2 separate regions of the Mus musculus genome follow, and region 1 is linked to region 2. Evidence: chromatin loops called from intact Hi-C (ENCODE). Cell type or tissue: left cerebral cortex. All regions are shown on one strand. Links, peaks and the distances in the headings refer to the core of each region. The heading gives the core; the rest is flanking DNA. Region 1 overlaps Slc16a7 (solute carrier family 16 (monocarboxylic acid transporters), member 7). Region 2 has its middle 66 kb from the start of Gm40795.

Region 1 (2,920 bases), core at 224-2,723, 240 kb after region 2:
GCAGAAATGATAGTGGAAGTTTCAGGTTTTTTTTTTTTTTTTAAAGGGGAGAAAGAATGTTTTTGCTTGCGAATCATAGAGGATACCTAAGCAGCCAGGAGACAAGGGCGCTCATGGAAACAGTAGATTATAAAACTTGATTACTGGCTTTTATTGTAGCCAAGACTTTAAGAGATTAAGTATTAACATCAGAGGGCAAAACTAGTTCAGATAGTAAATGGAGCCTCGTGGCACCGGCAAGAAAACAAAGCAGGCATTCAAATGGGACTGTTATCGCCCTTGTAAAGGGACAGGGACGTGAGCCAACAGGAGGAAGCCCTGCCTGCCCTTTGAAAGCAAACGTGGAATTTCGTGATCTCTCAAGCATTACTGCCGTCTCCGCTGCTGTAATGATTCCAGTGAAAGACAGCTGACTCGTGTAACCCTGTGTCTCAAAGGCAGATGAAGATGGTACCAGTCAAATACCCATCTTATTTCTAATTAACACAACAGTGGATCATGTGAATCTTAAAAAAAAAAAAATCATTTCCTCATTAACAGTTACCTTCCCCACCTCTTCACGGGACCTTTCGGGACTTTAAAGGTAGATGGCTTGCTCGTTCCTCACATGGTTCTTACTGGAGGTTTTAAAATCTATTTACCAACTCCAAACCCTGGCATGGGCCAAGCCTCTGTTCTTGGTCTTAAACTACACATGGTTCTGGCAGTCAGCCCACTCTTTGTGGGATTCCAGCCTGTTCTGTGGCTCTCGTTCCGACTTTATCTTATTGAGGACAGCCGGTAGTCTTAGTGCCACACACCGTAGCCTTGTCTTGGAAGGAAGGAAGGTGCCGACGACTGGCCAGAGGCAAAAGGCCATTGCACACTGAGCTTAAGCTCTTAGAGTCGTGAGCTTCCCGTGCGAAAGAATCCGTTGAGGAGCTTGAAAGCTGTTTCGTGACATCTGTGTCTAGGGCAGCTCCAAAGCTTCTCCTGTCCAGGGTGGAAGGCATTGGGAACACCTTGAAAATCTTTGGTGTTTGCAAGCGTGCTGTGAGGAAGCAAACACTTCTCAGAGCTAGGCTGGACCTTCTCCTTCTTAGCACTTGACTCTAGGCGAGTCTTAGGAATAATAGCCTTACAATGATGTCTTATAAGTGTTTATTAAAAATCAGGTCAGAGGGGACAGAATGGAGGGCTCAGTAGTTTAAGAGCAAGGGATGCTCTTCCAGAGGACCTGGCTCCCACAAGCCAGCTCACACTCAGTTACACACTCAGTTACAGGGAAGCAGTGCCCTCTTCTGGCTTCCACCGGCAACAGACATGCATGCACGTTGATGCATAGACCTACAGGTCAAACACATACACATAAAGGAATGAACTAAATGCACATTTTAATCTGGCAGAAGCAGCTCTGGTTACAGGGTGAGATGCTCCATTTCTGCAGATAGGAGAGCAGGGTAGGCTTCCCATAGGGTCACACGCTAATGCAGCTCCAGCTTTGGGTTCCTAGCATCCACACTCAGCCTTAGAGCTCTTGCACGAAGCAAAAAGGCATTGACTTGAACCCTCGGGGGCTCCTGAGGCCAGTCAGGACCTGCGAGTGATAACTCCACGCTATTGATTTGTCAGTTTACAGTTAATTTTGGGATGCGGAGGAAAGAAGAGCCACAGTGTTCAGATTGCTGCCGGCCAAATTGCTGCTTCATGAGCCAAATGCCCACATATAGAGAGGAAGCGAGAAACCGCTGTGGAAATGAAAGGATCAACAGAGATTTGTCACAAAGAAATTGGAATTAAGTCATGGAAAACATGCTGAAGATATTTGATGAGACGCTAGGGAGATATTTAAAATAATCAAGCAGTTACCGAATTTATCACGATCTTAGAAAATGTAGAAGAATAGGAGGAGGGAAAGGAAAAGAGAGCAAATGTTGATGTTGAAAGACATCAGTATTGTTTTCCAGTATGAGAGTCTCGGGAGATCTTTTGGGCTGTAGTAAATGTAAGAATGAAGAGTTCTCATGCTGTGCCTTCAGCAGTCTCCTTTTCCAAGATAAGTACAGTTTCCTTTCGCATCCCCTTTCTTTCGGAATGTCTTCATATCAGTGTAAATTGTAGGACATGGATTACCCCCCTAATTTCCCAGATTGAGGTTGGTTTGGTGAGTGACAGGACGTGGATGTTTCGGAAGAGATATCTTCCCGTAAGAGAAGCCGTGGTAGCTGTACGCAGTGCAAATAGGTGGATGACTCGGTGCACAGACATTGCCGGATGAAGGAGCCACTCCTGGCTGAAGAAGGAGTGCTACCTAGGATTCCAGAGGAGTAATCCCCGTGTCACTACTTATTTAAGATGCCCACAATGTTTATTTACTAGTAACTAGCCACATTGAAGTAGTAAGAGAAAACTGGGGTGCTCAAACTGAAAGAAGAAAGGTTTTTTTTTAATAATTATGGAAGAAACAGAGCAAAAGCATAATTACACATTATTTACCTAAGAAGTGAAGTAGAGTTTTCCTCCACTGGTGTTTCATACACTTCAGAAAATATTATATCAGTATACCCTATCGTTTGTCATTAATGCTTTTTTATGCATTGTTATACCTTGCTCTTTATTATATAATTTCATTATTTACAACAACTCTTAAATTTAAAAATTTTGATCATACTATTTCCTTCCCCAAGTTGTCCCAGATCCTCTCCCATGTCCTACACACCACACTTTTAAGTTCTTTATCAGAAAATGAGGGTACAATAACAACACCCCCCAAAACAAGGAAACAAAGTAAAATCACCCACACCCTCAAAAAAAAAAAAAAAAAACCTTGCAACTGAGTAAATGTGCGTGCAAAAAAGAGTAAGGAGAGACCGGGAAGCTTCACCCATCCTGCATCTTTAACACCTAAGTGTGTGGATAAAGCGTCAGAGGGAGCAAGTAT
Region 2 (2,920 bases), core at 267-2,766:
ATCCAGTAGTTATCTTTAGAATACAATTGGCATCTGGCCAACCCACTACATTCAATGGTGGTGATAGCAGGCACACTTTCTGTGTAAGCTCAAGGCAGACCAAATCCCAACATGGAAGATAGAAGTGGCAATGTGGTCCTATCCCTAGCTGTTGGTAATCAATAGCTTCTACAAGAAGAAGAGTTCGTTTTCTTTCTTTCTTTTTCTTGCTTTCTATTTATTTTTATTGATTATTTTATTTATTTACATTTTAAATGTTATACTCCTTCCCAGTTTCCCCTTCACAAACCCCCTATACCTCCCCCTGCCTCTATGTGTATGCTCCCTCCCCCACTCACCCACTCCTGTCTCAGAGCCCTAGCATTCCCTACCCTGGGTCATCCAGCCGCCTCAAGACCAAGGGGTTCCCCTCTCATTGATGTCAGATAAGGTCGTCCACTGTTACATATGCAGTTGGAGTCATGGGTCCCTCCATGTGTACTCTTTGGTTGGTGGTTTAGTCTCTGGGATTTTGGGGGTTCTGGTTGGTTGATATTGTTGTTCTTCCTATGGGGTTCCAAAACCCTTCAGCTCCTTAAGTCCTTGCCATGACTTTTCCATTGGGGTACCCATACTCAGTCCAATGTTTGGCTGCCTGCATCTCATCTGCATCTGTGTTGGTCAGGATCTGGCATAGACTCTTAGGAGACAGCTATACCATGCTTCTGTTAGCAAGCTCTTGGCATCCACAATAGTGTCTGGGTTTGGTGTCTGAAGATAGGATGGATCCCTAGGTGGGGCAGTCTTTGGATGGCCTTTCCTTCGGTCTCTACTACACTCTTTGTCCCTACATTTCCTTTTGACATGAGAAATTCTGGATTAATATTTTTCAGGTGGGTGGGTGGACTCATCCCTCAACTGGAAGCTGTGTCTATCCACTGGATATGGTCTTTGCAGGTTCTATCTCCTCTTTGTTGGGTATTTCAGCTAATGTCTTCCCTGTTGGGTCTTGGAAACCTCTTGGGTCCCTGTCACCTGGGACTTTCTAGAAAGTCCCAAGGTTTATTTTCTTTAATGGATTTGCCTCTGTTAAATGTTTCAGGGGAACAATACACTTACCCCGTGCTCTAGTGGAAGAATATGCATCCAGGATTATACATAAATGGCACAAAATGTACTTTATAGGTGTACAAAAATAGAAAAGGAGACACAAAATTGGATGGATAATGAAGAAGGGTAGATCTGAGAGGAGTCAAAGGATAGAGTAAAATGTGGTCAAAATATTTTGCAAGAAATTCTCCAAGAGCTAATCCTCAGCATGTTCTTTAATGCTCTACAGGAAAGTCTGGCAGCCTCAATGACCATTCTGAGAAGAAAAGCACGATTTCTGCAGACTCCCCTGATGTAGAGCCTTTGTCCTTACACCAGTATCCATTCTCTCTGCATGGTTAAAGGTTTCACACCAACTACAGTCTGTCCCACAAGCCTCAACAATCTGCACTGAACAGCTACAGAAATGAGTCTTTGTTTCTTCAAATGAGAGTCGGTAAACTACATGTAAATTTAGGCAGCCTGGAGGCTGACTGTTCATTTACCCTTACTGTTTTCTCTGTAAAATAAAACCCATCAGTGAAAAACACAGCTTTGATGCTTACAAAATAATAATGACTAAAGCTTGTTAAATATGTATTACACACCAGACTTTCCAAGCAGGATTGCAATAAATAGTACTTTCCCCAGTGCTCAGCAGGATTTTTATATTTTTATTTTATATATAAAGAAACTGAGGCTCTACCGATTTATGCAACTTGCTCATGTTTACACAGGGGATGAGTGTAGACAGACACAACATCTATTCTACAGTTCAGATTCTTAATGATTCTAGACTGATAGAGGAAATGAAAATTGATGTGACCTGCATAGTTCTCTATAGGAAGTTGGACTTGCATAATGTACTGGTTGGTGTTGTTTGTCTTCTTGGTAAGATCTGGAATCACCTAGAACAAGCTTTCAGGCATGCCACGCACGGATCCTTTAGATTAGGATGGGCTCTGGACATTCTGTGAGGGATTGCCTTGACTAGGTTGGTTGAGCTGGGAAGGATTGGCCAGCTGTCCTTGGGATTGAATCCTAGACAGATGAAAGAAGAAAGCTAATTGAACAGCAGCATCCTTCACTCTTTTCTTGGTGACTACACACTCCATATCAACAGCTGCTTCAGGCTCTAGCCGTGTGCCATGAGAAGCTGTCCTCTCAAAGGTGAGCTAAAATAAACCATCCTTCCTTAGGTTGTTTTTATAAGGATGTTCTTAATGCAGAAATAGGAAAAGTAATAATAGACCATCATACAGACACTGAAGTGAAGCACAGAACAGGTCTACGTCATTAGCCACAAACACTGCTCACGTCATGCCATTGTGCAAGAGTCTTCTCTTTCAGTTTTCCTATCTAAATTGGCTTTCAAGCACATATTTTCTTGGCAGGATAGGGTTCTAAATAACAGCTTATACTCAAGTAGCCATGTACTGATGAGCCCTTTGAGCTTTGTTAATTATTAATGATTTAAATGCAGGCATTTGCTGTATTTGTCTGAGGTCCATTGTGAGTGACGCTCTGTGCTTACAGACATTAAGCCCGGTGCTCTTAAGGATGACCTTTCTGAGGCTAGTACAGTGAATGGAGAGGAAGAAAGCATACTTTAAAATTGCAAAAGCCTCTTCGATTTCCAGTCTAATGAAAAATGGTGTATTTGTCTGGGAGCTCTCAGTGTTGTTGATTTCTTCTATCATTTAAGCACAAAATAGCAGTTTCCTTCGCATGTTCTCTGAATATTGAATAAAGTGTGAAATCAAAAATATCTCACATGGAGATACTGGAGGAAACAAAGAATGAGGGTCAGATATAGCAATTCTGAATGATAGACAAGAGACAAGTACTTGTG

Evidence for each region. A loop is a pair of places that touch in the nucleus more often than their neighbours do. Peaks named below come from ENCODE experiments on the same cell type or tissue, not always from the same donor. Only the 100,000 strongest peaks of a DNase experiment are listed, where the experiment ranks them.
Region 1: a loop joins it to region 2, with 4 times the contacts of the local background. A loop is called at or near these places in 12 of 42 quality-filtered maps.

What each region holds. Positions count from the first base shown.
Region 1 is chr10:125,263,496-125,266,415 of GRCm38, reverse strand. The region is part of intron 3 of Slc16a7 (solute carrier family 16 (monocarboxylic acid transporters), member 7); the gene reads left to right. Among named protein-coding and RNA genes, the nearest start is that of Slc16a7, 44 kb to the left of the region's middle. In left cerebral cortex, for the core only: a CTCF peak has its summit at 1,291 (motif pointing left); DNase peaks (open chromatin) are centred at 704, 1,296 and 1,591.
Region 2 is chr10:125,500,071-125,502,990 of GRCm38, reverse strand. No RefSeq gene overlaps it. Among named protein-coding and RNA genes, the nearest start is that of Gm40795, 66 kb to the left of the region's middle. In left cerebral cortex, for the core only: no CTCF peak of the experiment used is centred there; a DNase peak (open chromatin) is centred at 1,556.